3 separate regions of the Homo sapiens genome follow, and all the other regions are linked to region 1. The links are chromatin contacts, found by Hi-C or POLR2A ChIA-PET in ENCODE. All regions are on one chromosome and are shown on one strand. Each heading gives the region's core, a stretch centred on a gene start or an enhancer-like site at or near the end of the contact. The rest is flanking DNA. Distances are from core to core; before and after follow the strand shown. Region 1 holds the start of RHOV (ras homolog family member V). Region 2 holds the start of RTF1 (RTF1 homolog, Paf1/RNA polymerase II complex component). Region 3 holds the start of DISP2 (dispatched RND transporter family member 2).

Region 1 (4,083 bases), core at 1,014-3,513:
TTGAACAACATGGGTGTGAACTGTACAGGTCCATTTTAGGCAGAATTTTTTCAATAAAAGTTACACTGAGGGCCGTGTGTGGTGGGTCATGCCTTTAATCCCAGCACTTTGGGAGGCTGAGGCCTGAGGATCACTTGAAGCCAGGAGTTGAAGACCAGCCTGGGCAAAAAAGCAAGACTGTCTCTACAAAAAAAAAAAATTAAAAAAATGTAGCCTGGCCTGGGGGTGCATGCCTGTAATCCCAGCTACTTGGAAGGCTGGGGCGGGATTGCTTGAGGCCAGGAGTTTGGACGCTGCAGTGAGCTATGCTCGCGTCATTGCACTCCAGACTGTGCAACAGATCAAGACCACATCTCTAAAAATAGATAAAAGTTATACCAAGTGTGCCTGCCTTTCCTGCCTCCCCTTCCACCTTCTCCACCTCTGCCACCCCTGACGCAGCAAGACCAACTCCTTTTCCTCCTTCTCCTCAGCCTACCCAACTGGAGACCACAAGGGTGCAGACCTTTACGATGATTCTAACTTTCTGATACAGGTCAGAAGAAAAAAGTTTGAAAATATGATAAGCCTCCTGGGCGTGGTGGCTCATACCTGTAATCCTAGCACTTTGGGAGGCCGAGGCAGATGGATCACCTGAGGTCAAGAGTTCAAGACCAGCCTGGCCAACATGGTGAAACCTCGTCTCCACTAAAAATACAAAAATTAGCTGGGATTACAGGTGTGAGCCACCTCGCCCGGCCTTTTTTATTTTTTTATTTTTATTTTTTTTTTGAGATGGCGTCTTGCTGCGTCTCCCAGATTGGAGTACAGTGGCGCAATCTCGGCCCACTCAAGCTCCGCCTCCTGGGTTCACGCCATTCTCCTGCCTCAGCCTCCCGAGTAGCTGGGACTACAGGCGCCCACCACCATGCCCGGCTAATTTTCTGTATTTTTAGTAGAGACGGGGTTTCACCGTGTTAGCCAGGATGGTCTGGATCTCCCGACCTCGTGATGTGATCTGCCCGCCTCAGCCTCCCAAAATGCTGGGATTACAGGTGTGAGCCACTGCGCCCAGCCTATTTTTTATTTATTTATTTATTTATTTTTGAGACAAAGTCTGGCTCTGTTGCCCAGGCTGGAGTGCAATGGCATGATCTCAGCTCACTGCAACCTCCACCTCCCAGGTTCAAGCCATCCTCCCACCTCAGCCTCCGAGTAGCTGGGATTACAGATGCACACCACCATGCTTGGCTACTTTTTTTGGGGGGTTTTTTGTTTTTGTTTTTTAAGAGAGAGTCTTGCTCTGTCACCCAGGCTGGAGTGGAGTGGCCCAATCTTGGCTCACTGCAACCTCCACCTGCCAGGTCCAAGTGATTCTCCTGCCTCAGCCTCCTGAGTAGCTAGGATTACTGGCACCCGCCACCACACCTGGCTAATTTTTTGTATTTTTAATAGAGACGGGGTTTCACCATGTTGGCCAGGCTGGTCTCGAACTCCTGACCTCAGGTGATCCACCCACCTCGGCCTCCCAAAGTGCTGGGATTACAGGCGTGAGCCACGGAGCCCAGCAACAGCAGGCTATTAATAGTTAAATTTTGGGGTAGTCAAAAGTTATATAGGGATTTTCGGCTGACTGCACAGGGTTTCTCGCCCATAATTCCCGCTTTGTTCAGGGGTCAACAGGTTTTTTGTTTGTTTGTTTGTTTTTAGGATCTGTCACACATGCTGAAGTGCAATGGCACTATTATAGCTCACTGTAACCTTGAACTCCTGGGGTCAAGTGATCCTCCTGGCTTAGCCTCCCAGAACGCTGGAATTACAGGCATGAGCCACTGCTCTCAGCCTCAATATTTAAAAAAGTAATTCTTTCATTAATAAAATTATCCCAACTTTTTAATACTCATGCAAACATATGCATAGAGTTGTTTCTTGTAAGTTGAACAAGGTTTAATTTGCACACTTGTTTAACCTGAACATACTGTATTATATGTTCTGCAACTTGCTTCTTCCTCCTAACAATAAATCATGGATGTCTATCTCTTCTTGGTATTCTCATTTGACGATTCTTTGTCCTTGTACCTGCGTGACTCTTGGAGCTCCAGCTTTCTGCCTGCCTTTCCTCCTCCCGGGGTTTTCCTCCTCCTCGCCTGGCCTCGCAGGGTGCCTGGCCGCGGGAGATCTTCGCCGATGGGTGGGGTCCGGGGCCGCCTGAAACATGTAGATGAGATGGGCGGGGCCCTACACAAACCCGCTGGTAGCGCTGGGCCGACTCGCCCAGCCTGGACCCATTCAGTCAGAGGCAGCCAGCGGGACCTGCTTCACCGAGCGCAGCGAAGCCGAGACCCGGGCTGGCCCCTCTGCTGCCCCCGGAGCGGGCCATGCCGCCGCGGGAGCTGAGCGAGGCCGAGCCGCCCCCGCTCCGGGCCCCGACCCCTCCCCCGCGGCGGCGTAGCGCGCCCCCAGAGCTGGGCATCAAGTGCGTGCTGGTGGGCGACGGCGCCGTGGGCAAGAGCAGCCTCATCGTCAGCTACACCTGCAATGGGTACCCCGCGCGCTACCGGCCCACTGCGCTGGACACCTTCTCTGGTACGTACGTTCAATCGCCCGTGCGGCCGCGTGGCTGCGGCGGGGCTGTGCACCGGGGAGCTGGGGCGGGCGTCTCGGCGGGAGGGCGCAGAGGACCCCGGGGAGGAGACTGGAGCAGGCCCCGAGGTGGCGCTGGTGCGGCCCAGGACGCTCTTCCTAACTCAGGCTCTCCCCGCCCCGCCCCTGCAGTGCAAGTCCTGGTGGATGGAGCTCCGGTGCGCATTGAGCTCTGGGACACAGCGGGACAGGTGAGAAGCTGGGCGCGGCCTCTACTGGTCTGCGGGGAGATGGGCTGGAGGCTGGGAGGACCCCATATGGAGCAAATGGAGAAAGCCTTGGGCTCTTGGAGTCTCAGGTTTCCAGCCCCGGGTGAGAAATGGATTCCATGTGTCGGGGGGCTAATCCTTACCACCTGGCCTTCCCACCCCAGGAGGATTTTGACCGACTTCGTTCCCTTTGCTACCCGGATACCGATGTCTTCCTGGCGTGCTTCAGCGTGGTGCAGCCCAGCTCCTTTCAAAACATCACAGAGAAATGGCTGCCCGAGATCCGCACGCACAACCCCCAGGCGCCTGTGCTGCTGGTGGGCACCCAGGCCGACCTGAGGGACGATGTCAACGTACTAATTCAGCTGGACCAGGGGGGCCGGGAGGGCCCCGTGCCCCAACCCCAGGCTCAGGGTCTGGCCGAGAAGATCCGAGCCTGCTGCTACCTTGAGTGCTCAGCCTTGACGCAGAAGAACTTGAAGGAAGTATTTGACTCGGCTATTCTCAGTGCCATTGAGCACAAAGCCCGGCTGGAGAAGAAACTGAATGCCAAAGGTGTGCGCACCCTCTCCCGCTGCCGCTGGAAGAAGTTCTTCTGCTTCGTTTGAGCAGCTATGGCTGCATAGCAAGTAGTAGGCAGGAGGCCAAAGACTTCTGAGACCTGGGGCACCCGGGCCTTTGCGGCAGCTACTGGCAGGGCCTGGCCACCTCATAGGACTCAGTTCCCTTCTGAACACTCGGGGGACATGGGCCTCTAACTGCCCACTCTGATATGCCTGGGTGAGCCTAGGAGGGAAGGCTCTGATTTGGATTTCTCCAGTCAAAGCTCACAGAAAAAAACCTGGCACTTTGATTTTCATGGGATGGTCCTAACAGGGTCAGTCACCTCCGAGCAGTTTGGGAACCCAGTTTCTTGTCCTGGGCCCTCAGGTCAGCCTGGCTGAATTAGGACCCTTCCTTGGCACAGGGGTGAGAAAGAGCTTGGGGAACGCTTGGCATTATGGAGGGCTGGAAGGGGCTCAACCCCGATTTGGAGAGAAGTTTGGGATGGAGTGGGCGAGAGATTGAGAGAGCGAGCAGGAAAAGAGGTCTTGGAGCCTGGGACTGATGGTGGATAAGGCCTGGAAAGAAGATGACGAGGAGGAGGAGAGAGGGAAGTGGGGTGGATGAGGAGCAGGCTGACACCTGGGCTGCCCTCAATCCCCAAGGCCAGGGAGGGCGGGGCTGGCCCCTGGGAAGAACTGGGTCTCTG
Region 2 (4,083 bases), core at 616-3,115, 540 kb before region 1:
AAAAGTCCTCCCCTTGGCGGAGCTTGCAGTGAAGCCAAGATCGCACCACTGCACTCCAGCCTGGGCGACAGTGCGAGACTCCGTCTCAAAAAAAAATAAATAAATAAATAAAAAGTCCTCCCCTTTTATGCCTTAATACTTTCTTTTTCTTTCTTTTCTTTTTTTTTTTTTTTTTGTGATGGAGTTTCGCTCTTGTTGCCCAGGCTCACTGCAACCTCCGCCTCCCGGGTTCAAGAATTCTCCTGCCTCAGCCTCCCGAGTAGCTGGGATTACAGGCATGTGCCACCACGCCCCGCTAATTTTGTATTTTTAGTAGAGATGGGGTTTCTCCATGTTGGTCAGGCTGGTCTCGAACTCCCGACCTCAGATGAGCCTTGGCCTCCCAAAGTGCTGGGACTACAGGCGTGAGCCACCGCGCCCAGCCCCTAATACTTTCAAACTGAGACCTCTGGCTTCATATAAAAGACCCCCAAGAAGCCATTCATAGAAAAACTTTACAATTAGCAAATGCTTGCACTGCCATCAATTTTTACAAACACTTGATCTTTACAATAAACCAATTAGATACACAAGGCTGATGTTACATTTTCATTTTACATTTAAGACCAAAGATATATAGCTAGAAAATAGCATAAGCCCAGCCTAGAATTCAAATTTTCAGACTCCAAGTTCAATACTCTTTCTACTCAAAAGCTACTATCTCTTGCATATTCTTTCTTTACATCATTTGCTCATTAAACAGAAAGGAGACCATCTTTGTATCGCCTGGTATCACTAGAGCACTGCTACAAAGAGCAGATTCCTCCCTACAATGTTTTCTAGAGTATATAAACAGTTCAACCCCAAGACACTGAGGCCAAAAGTTACTTTCAGTGCTTCCTGCAGTCTTCAAGTAAGAAAGAATTCTGGGATGCTGCGTGAAAGGGCCAAGAGGAGGCCTGGGCTATGCACAGTCCCTCCATGTCGCCCTACATAGTTCTCTATTTCTTCCAGTATCTGCCCTCTTTCCTCCACCCAAGAGTGTTTTTTTGGGTCTGACACCTCAACAAGGGCCCTTCTCAAACACAAACGACCCTAGTCGCCAAATAAACTCGTGCCCACAGCTAAGTCATCCTTGGCAAGCATGGCAGAGGCTCCTAGGAACATTTACGAGTGTCCTTCCTCTGTCCACATCCCTTGTCCGAAAAACTTCCATCTTCCAGAGTCCGGATCTTCTTGGCCCTCGCCCCCAACTGCTCGACGCGCACCCTTGCACCTCCTCCAAAACCTCCCAGCCTCCCAGGTTGGCGGGCGATACTTCCTATCTCTCCCAGCCCGGATCTCCTGGACTACAGCCCGCCGCCCCGATCTGGCCCCGGAAGATCGCGGCCCCTTTCGCTACCCCCGAGCCCGAGGCCCAACGGCCCGGTCCCTGCCCCGCCTCCCCGCCCAAGGCGCCAAGTCCTCGGGGCTCCGTCTCCAGGCCCGGGCCGGTCTCCAAGGCCCCGCACACTCCAGGAAGACGGGAAAGGGGCTGTAGTGGTGCCCAGGGCACGGGGCGAGCTGGGCGCTCTGGTAGGAAGGCTCCAGGCCCGGCCGTCTCCGGCTCCCGCGGCCCCGACAGCCCTCTGGCTCCGCCGGCCCGCGCCTCCGCGGCCTGCCCTCACCTGATCCAGGTTCTCGTCGCTGCCGCTGTCCTCTGTGTCCGAGTCGATCACGACGCGGCCTTTCCGCTTCTTTACCATGGTGGTCCCCCGGCTCCCACGCCGGCCGCCGCCCGGACTCCCCTCTTGCCCGCCTGCCAGTGGGACCGCCACTGCCGCCGCCGCCGCCGCTGCTCGACCCACACAAAGGCGACCGCGCATGCGCGCTCCGCTCCGCCCCCCTGGCCCCGCCCCCTGCTCGCCGCACGCCGTTCGCAGGTCGCCGGGTGCCCCGCCCTGCCCCGCCCCCGACGCAGCGTGAGAGGCGGGGCCTTCCCCCGTCGCTGGTTCCCGGCAGAGAGTGGTGGTGGCTTTACCCGCGACTGCCCTGGAGTCCTTGGCTGTATCTCTGCTGCGGAGCCGAAGTTTGGTGGGCTCTCTTCCTATCGGGGGCTGGAGCCGCAAGGATCCAGGTTCTCTCTGAGGGGGCTCACGTGTCTACCTACTTTCAAGCTGTCCAACACTGATGGCGTGTACTTAAGGGGCCGACGGCCTGGAAGACATAAGTCGCCTGGACCACGCGGTGGACACCGGTTGGGGGCTGGAGACTGCCGACCCGGGCTGTGCGAATGACAGCTGAGCTGGGACCTGGAGAATGCATCTGAATTACCCAAAAGGAGAGTAGAGTGTTGCATGCAGAGAACAGCGTAGGCAAAATGGCCCGGCGATAATAAAGTTAGGTTCGGAGAACTGAAGTTAGTTATGGCCAGAGCAGAGATTGTGGGTGGGGATAGGCGACAGACCAGGCTGGAGAAGGACACGGCGACTGCCTCACTCAGATCCTAATAAGTAAGCTGAATTAGGGAGTTTGAACTTGAGTATTGAAAGATTTTAAACTGAAGAACCACATGATTTGATTTGTGTGTGGTTTTGTGTTTTAGTAGAGACGGGGCCTCCCTATATTGCCCAGGCTGGTCTCGAACCCCTGGGCCCAAGGGATCCTCCTGCCTTGGCCTCCCAAAGTGCTGGGATTACAGGCGTGAGCTACCGTGCCCAGCCTGATTTGTGGTGGTGTTTTTTTGTTTGTTTGTTTGTTTGTTCGTTTGTTTTGGAGACGGAGTCGCTCTTGTTGCCCGGCCTGGAGTGCAGTGGCAGCTCACTGCAACTCCGCTTCCCAGGTTCAAGCGATTCTCCTGCCTCAGCCTCCTGAGTAGCTGGGATTACAGGCTCCTGCCACCACGCCCGGCTAATTTTTTTTTTTTTTTTTTTTTTGAGACGGAGTTTCGTTCTTGTCGCCCAGGCTGGAGTGCAATGGCGCGATCTTGGCTCACTGCAACTTCTGCCGCCTGGGTTCAAGCGATTCTCCAGCCTCAACCTCCGGAATAGATGGCATTACAGACGCCCTTCACCACGCCCTGCTAATTTTTGTATTTTCAGTAGAGATGGGGTTTCAGCATGTTGGCCAGGCTGGTCTCAAACTCCTGGCCTCCGGTGATCCGCCCGCCTCAGCCTCCCAAAGTGCTGGGATTATAGGCATGAGCCACTGCACCCAGGCCTGATTTGTGTTTTTCAAAGATTACTCTGACCGCAGTATGGCGAATGGACTAAGGGCAGGGAGATCGCTTGGATTGTTGTTGTCTTCTTGGCAAGAGATGATGGTGTCCTGACCTAAGGACGAAGCTGTGGGAATGGAAAGAAGTGGATGGACTCTGGATAATTTGGAACGTAGAATCCCCAGGATTTGGGATAGGGGTAAGGGAAGGAGTGCTCCCAGATACCTATTGATGTTCAGATTCTAGCTTAGGAAGCTAGTGGCAGGTGAGCCCTTCATCAAAAAAATGAAATACAAGAGGAGAGAAGAAGGTTTTGGGAACTGGTGTGTATAGGAAATAAGTTTTTATACTTAAGTTTGAGGTCAGCTGATAAAAAGGTCAGCTCCAGAAGTTATTTCCTTTAGTGATTAGGAATATAAAGTAGGGGCCGGGCGTGGTGGCTCACACATGTAATCCCAGCACTTTGGGAAGCTGAAGAGGGCCGATCACCTGAGGGCAGGAGTTCAAGACCTGCCTGGCCAACATGGCAAAACCCCATCTCTACTAAAAATACAAAAATTAGGCCGGGCACAGTGGCTCACGCCTGTAATCCCAACTTTGGGAGGCTGAGGCAGGGGGATCACAAGGTCAGGAAATCGAGACCAGCCTGACCAACATGGTAAAACCCTGTCTCTACTAAAAATACAAAAATTAGCCGGGCATAGTGGCGTGTTCCTGTAATCCCAGCTACTTGGGAGGCTGAGGCAGGAGAATCACTTGAACCTGAAGGCGGAGGCTGCAGTGAGACGAAATCGTACCACTGCACTCCAGCCTGGCAACAGACGTGACTCTTTCTCAAAAATAATAATAATAATAATAATAATAATCTGGACCGGGTGCAGTGGCTCTTTCCTGTAACCCCAGCACTT
Region 3 (4,083 bases), core at 977-3,476, 520 kb after region 1:
TTGAAACCTTCCATATTCTGACTGCTGTAGAGCCAGGCCTTTTCTTCAAAACTCCCATGAGAAAAACCGACCTCCACTCTTCTCAGAATAAAAGCTTTCTCTTGTCACCTCCTGCTGCCCTCTGATCTCAGGAGGCTCAGTAAAATAGGAGTTAAGCACCCCAGGGCTACACAGGGGTTTTTTATTCTCACTCCCTCAGTTCCATGGCCCTCACTGGGATGAGTAACTTCCAGGGTTGCCTGCCCGGGCCTGCAGGCCTGTACGCCAAGTGAGTAGGGCAGGCAGGGGGATGGAAAGTGGGGATGCAGGCCTCATTTAAGAGGCCAGCATCCCAGCAATCAGGGCCTGGCTGACAGGCTCCTAGACACAGAGACCAAACCTGGAAGCCCCATAAGGGGCAAATGTATATCGCATTAACTATACCCCCAAGCCCACAGACACACAGCCAGGTGAACATCAGTGTGATCCCACAGAGTGGCCAGGACAGATGGGGAAGCAGCTCATATCACTAGGAAAATAAAAAGGTAATTTTAAAAACACAAAGTGTGAACTATTTCAAATTCCTCTCTAGCCAGTGTGTGTGCACATGCGCATGTTGTGTGTGTGAGTTATTCACTGTGTATCTATCCCCAGAGTGCTACTCAGGTCAGCAGGAGCATTTTTGTGTTTCTTGAATCACATAAGCAAGTCCCTATGCCCAATTAGTGTCTATGGTCTCTGGAGAAGTCCAGAGAGGGGCCAGAGGCCCCAGGGAGTTTCTGGAAGAGAGCAAGTGGATCCTGTGCCCAGGGGAAATGAGACTGGACATGGCTGATCCTTGGCAAGATATCTGAGACAGCAAATGACTCTCCTGCCCCTTCTAGGGATGCTTCTGGCCCCAGGTCCTCGCTCTGTCCTGTCACTGCCCCATCTTTGATCAGGCCATAGTCCCAGGCAGGTCCCTGGACTGGTGAATACACCCATCCTGTGTCTCACCTTCTTGAAGGCTTTGTGACTTTCAGACTGAAGAGTGGCTAAATCTATCCAGGCTAATGTGTTAACAATAAAGGGAAGAAAGCATTTCTCTCTACTTGTGGGGCTTTCTCCCCCTCTGGGGTACAGAATGTACATTTTAACTGGGGTATTCTGGAGACGATGTGTCCACTTCTGCTATTGCTATCAAGGAATGCCTTTTATTTCAGTCCAGGCAGGAAAGAGGCAGTGTCATGTCAGAGGAGGGATTCTGGGGGCGGCAGAGCCAGGCAGGGCACAGAAATTGCGCCATATTGCTACCTAGCTGGGCTGTTCCCTCACACATATGGTGGAGGAAGGGAGAAGAGAGGTGCTGAGATCTGGGCCCTCAGCAGGAAGGTGTCCCTCCTGTCCCACCAGTATGGGGCTCCTCCAGGGGTGGTACAGGCCAGCAGCCTGAGCACCAAATCCTTCCCATCTTAGCGGCTCCAGCCAGTGTGGCTGCCACATGCAGGGACTGGAACCCACACGTGCACAGCTGGGGGTCATGCAGGGCAGGCAAGCGACTGATGGTGACAAAGACAGTCCCTGACGTGCCTGCCGAATGTCTGCCTTCCCCAGGACACCCGCCTTGGCGAGCCTCCCATCCGCGATTCACGCACACCTTCATGCACACTGGCACGCTGAAACCCGGACTGAGGTTACTGCGGGCTTGGGGCTTCCGGAGAAGACGCAGGGGCAGGGCCTAGAAGGAGGGGCCGGAGGAGCCAGGGAGTCCTGGCCTGAGAGGAGGGGTAGGAGCCGTGGGTGGGGCAGGTTCCCTAAGCGGGGAGGGCGATGGGGGCTGACACTAGGGGGTGTCAGGGAGCGAGGAAATTGACCCGGCAGGATGAGGGCGTGGCGAGGGGGGCCTGGAGCTTGGCGACCCCGGGAAGGGGCTCCGGGAGGGTCTGGGGAATGAATGGGGCAACATATGGCGGCTACTGGGGATACCTGGGGCGGGGAGGGTCTGGGAGGGTCTGTGATACGGATCTGCGGAGCTGTCCGCCCTACCTGTCCGGGGAGCCGCCGTCTGGGGCCAAGGGCTCCCCCTCGGGCCGTTGCTCCCCTTCCGGACCCGGGCCGGGAGCCGGACCGCTGCCGCCGCTGCTGCTGCTGCTGTCACCGTCCATGCCCGTGGGCGGCACCGCTGTCCGGGCGCTGGTGCTGAAGCCGCGGCGGCGGCGGCGGCGGCGGCGGTGGCGGCGGCAGCGGCGGCGGGGTGCTCGTGCGCATGCGTAGGCTCTGAGCGGGCCGGTCGCTGGGCGGGGCGAGGAGGAGCCCAGCCAATGGGCGCGGCGCCGCTGCCGGAGCGGAGCGCTCTGTCTCTAAGATCCCGGGGCTGCGGATGTGAGCGCCCCTCTGCTCCCGCCAGGCCAGAGAGCCGCTGTTAGGAGTCCGGCCGTGCAACCCTTCCTAGCGGCCTCGGCCTTCCCGTAAGGAACCAGAGAGCGCGACACATGCAGAGATCCTCACAAATCAAAACGCAGACCCTTCCAGCCGGATAGAGGGCGAGCTCCACGCCCGCACTTCACCACGCTGGACGCCCCGGGTCGAGGCGGGCGGCTTCAGGCCTGCGAGGTTCCCGGCTCGCTCAGCGCCCTCCTCCCCTCCCCAGTGGGGCGAGGCATCAGGTTGGGTCTTTCTTCCCATCCTTCTGGACTTCGACTTGGACCTGGGTGTGCACCCCTTAGATGCGGAGCCCTGACTCCGTTACTCAAGTGCGCAGTCTGGTGAAGGAGGTGGGGGAAGAAGAGAGGCGCTCAGATCATCCCCAGCTCCTTCTCTTTCTTTTTTAAAATTTAAAAGGTTTATAAAGCAAACAAATCACAGTAAGCTAAGGTTAATTTTTGATTCAGGGGCACATGTGCAGGTTTGTTATAAGGGTATATTGAGTGATCCCAGATCCTTTTTTATAGTCACCGCTGCCCCCCCACCCCACCTCAGCCTGGGAGGTGCCCAATAGCCACTGACTCCAGGGCACTGGGAGGTGCCCAATAGCCACTGACTCCAGTGCCACCTCCCCCACCAGGGAGTAGCTGTGAGTAGAGCACATTTGGGTATGATGGACTGTGGACAGGCCTGGCTAAGGGGTCTAGAACTAGAATAGATATTGGCAGTGTGAGAAGCCTGGGGGGCTGGGAGTGGAGAGGATCCTGGATGTGGGATTTGACTAGGCAGAAAGGGTTTTACAGCAAGCAGGCTGTTCAGGGCCTGGTTACTTGTGCAGGGAGAGGCCTTGGTTGAAGACATGGGGCTGAGGAGAGAGTCAGGAACACTTGGACTATAGGTATCCCTAAAATGTGTGCCAATGCCAGTCCGTGTAAGACACAGGTCATAAGAAATGGGGTGGAAGAATCTAGAGGTGTAGAAGTGTTGGGTCTGCCCTGAATAGCTTATAGTTTGGTTGGAGAGATAAAGGGCCAGCCCATAAATTGCTGCCAATAGGCAAGATATGGTGAGGCCCATGAGGTGGTTGAGAAGGGGACAGTATGCAAAAAGGAAGGACCTCTTTCTTCCTAATAGGCCTTAGAGAAGGCTTCTTGGAGATGGTGGGGCTTCAGCTGGCTTGGAAGAAAGGGTGGGCTTTGAAATGTGGAGGTAGGAGAGAGGGAAGGCCTTCCTGACCTGGGGTGGGGGCATTCTTCCTTACCTGTGCAAACAAAGGTAAGGGGGCTGGAAAGTTCAGTGTATTTTAAGGGAATGGTGAGAAACCATCTGGATTGGAGGGAGGCTTCTGGTCTGTAGAGTGAGGCATGCAAGCTGCAACCTTGGAAGGCCCACCAGATCTGGATGTACAGGATGGCATAGAGGTAATGAGGCCACACTTGAAGTTCCTCGATGGGAGGGCACAGGAGTGAAAAGGAAAGGAGAGGTGACCTTACACAGCCATTTATAGTGAGCACCATGGCATTAAGCTTCTGAGAATGCCAGGATGGTTGCCCCATCTTCACAACTAGGGAGCTTGGAGACAACTGGGTCCTCTGACAGCCAGGTTGGATATGAAGGAAGACAGGCTCTTTAAAGAATAGAATGTGGCCTCTAGGAGGCTGTTTATTAGGAAGAGAAGATTGTGGTTTAGGCCTCATTCCA

Evidence for each region. A loop is a pair of places that touch in the nucleus more often than their neighbours do. ChIA-PET counts read pairs that join two places held with the same protein, here RNA polymerase II (POLR2A). Pooled maps may share reads with other maps.
Region 2: a loop to region 1 is called in a pooled map, with 5 times the contacts of the local background. The contact joins the promoter of RTF1 here to the promoter of RHOV in region 1. A Hi-C loop is called at or near these places in 2 of 50 pooled maps. POLR2A ChIA-PET finds 5 or more read pairs at or near these places in 4 of 52 experiments (AG04450, HEK293, WTC11 and 1 more).
Region 3: a pooled map shows a loop between it and region 1 (3-fold over the local background). The contact joins the promoter of DISP2 here to the promoter of RHOV in region 1. A Hi-C loop is called at or near these places in 1 of 168 maps with a recorded cell type or tissue (K562) and 1 of 50 pooled maps. POLR2A ChIA-PET finds 5 or more read pairs at or near these places in 2 of 52 experiments (A673 and PC-9).

The regions. Positions count from the first base shown.
Region 1 is chr15:40,872,414-40,876,496 of GRCh38, reverse strand. RHOV (ras homolog family member V) reads left to right here and starts at 2,263. Exons shown (of 3, transcript NM_133639.4): 1 at 2,263-2,565; 2 at 2,755-2,813; 3 at 2,996-4,083. The coding sequence starts at 2,358. The coding sequence ends at 3,439. It overlaps LOC124903475 (a long non-coding RNA gene), which reads right to left and starts at 2,755. Exons shown (of 2, transcript XR_007064600.1): 1 at 2,574-2,755; 2 at 1,909-2,187. RefSeq lists a silencer at 2,209-2,728.
Region 2 is chr15:41,414,877-41,418,959 of GRCh38, reverse strand. It overlaps RTF1 (RTF1 homolog, Paf1/RNA polymerase II complex component), which reads right to left and starts at 1,865. Exons shown (of 18, transcript NM_015138.5): 1 at 1,647-1,865. The coding sequence starts at 1,844. RefSeq lists a silencer at 1,386-1,975 and an enhancer at 2,036-2,135.
Region 3 is chr15:40,356,362-40,360,444 of GRCh38, reverse strand. It overlaps DISP2 (dispatched RND transporter family member 2), which reads right to left and starts at 2,226. Exons shown (of 8, transcript NM_033510.3): 1 at 2,005-2,226. The coding sequence starts at 2,123. It overlaps PHGR1 (proline, histidine and glycine rich 1), which reads right to left. Exons shown (of 4, transcript NM_001145643.2): 4 at 4,011-4,083. It overlaps LOC124903472 (a long non-coding RNA gene), which reads left to right. Exons shown (of 4, transcript XR_007064597.1): 4 at 1-539. RefSeq lists a silencer at 2,046-2,305.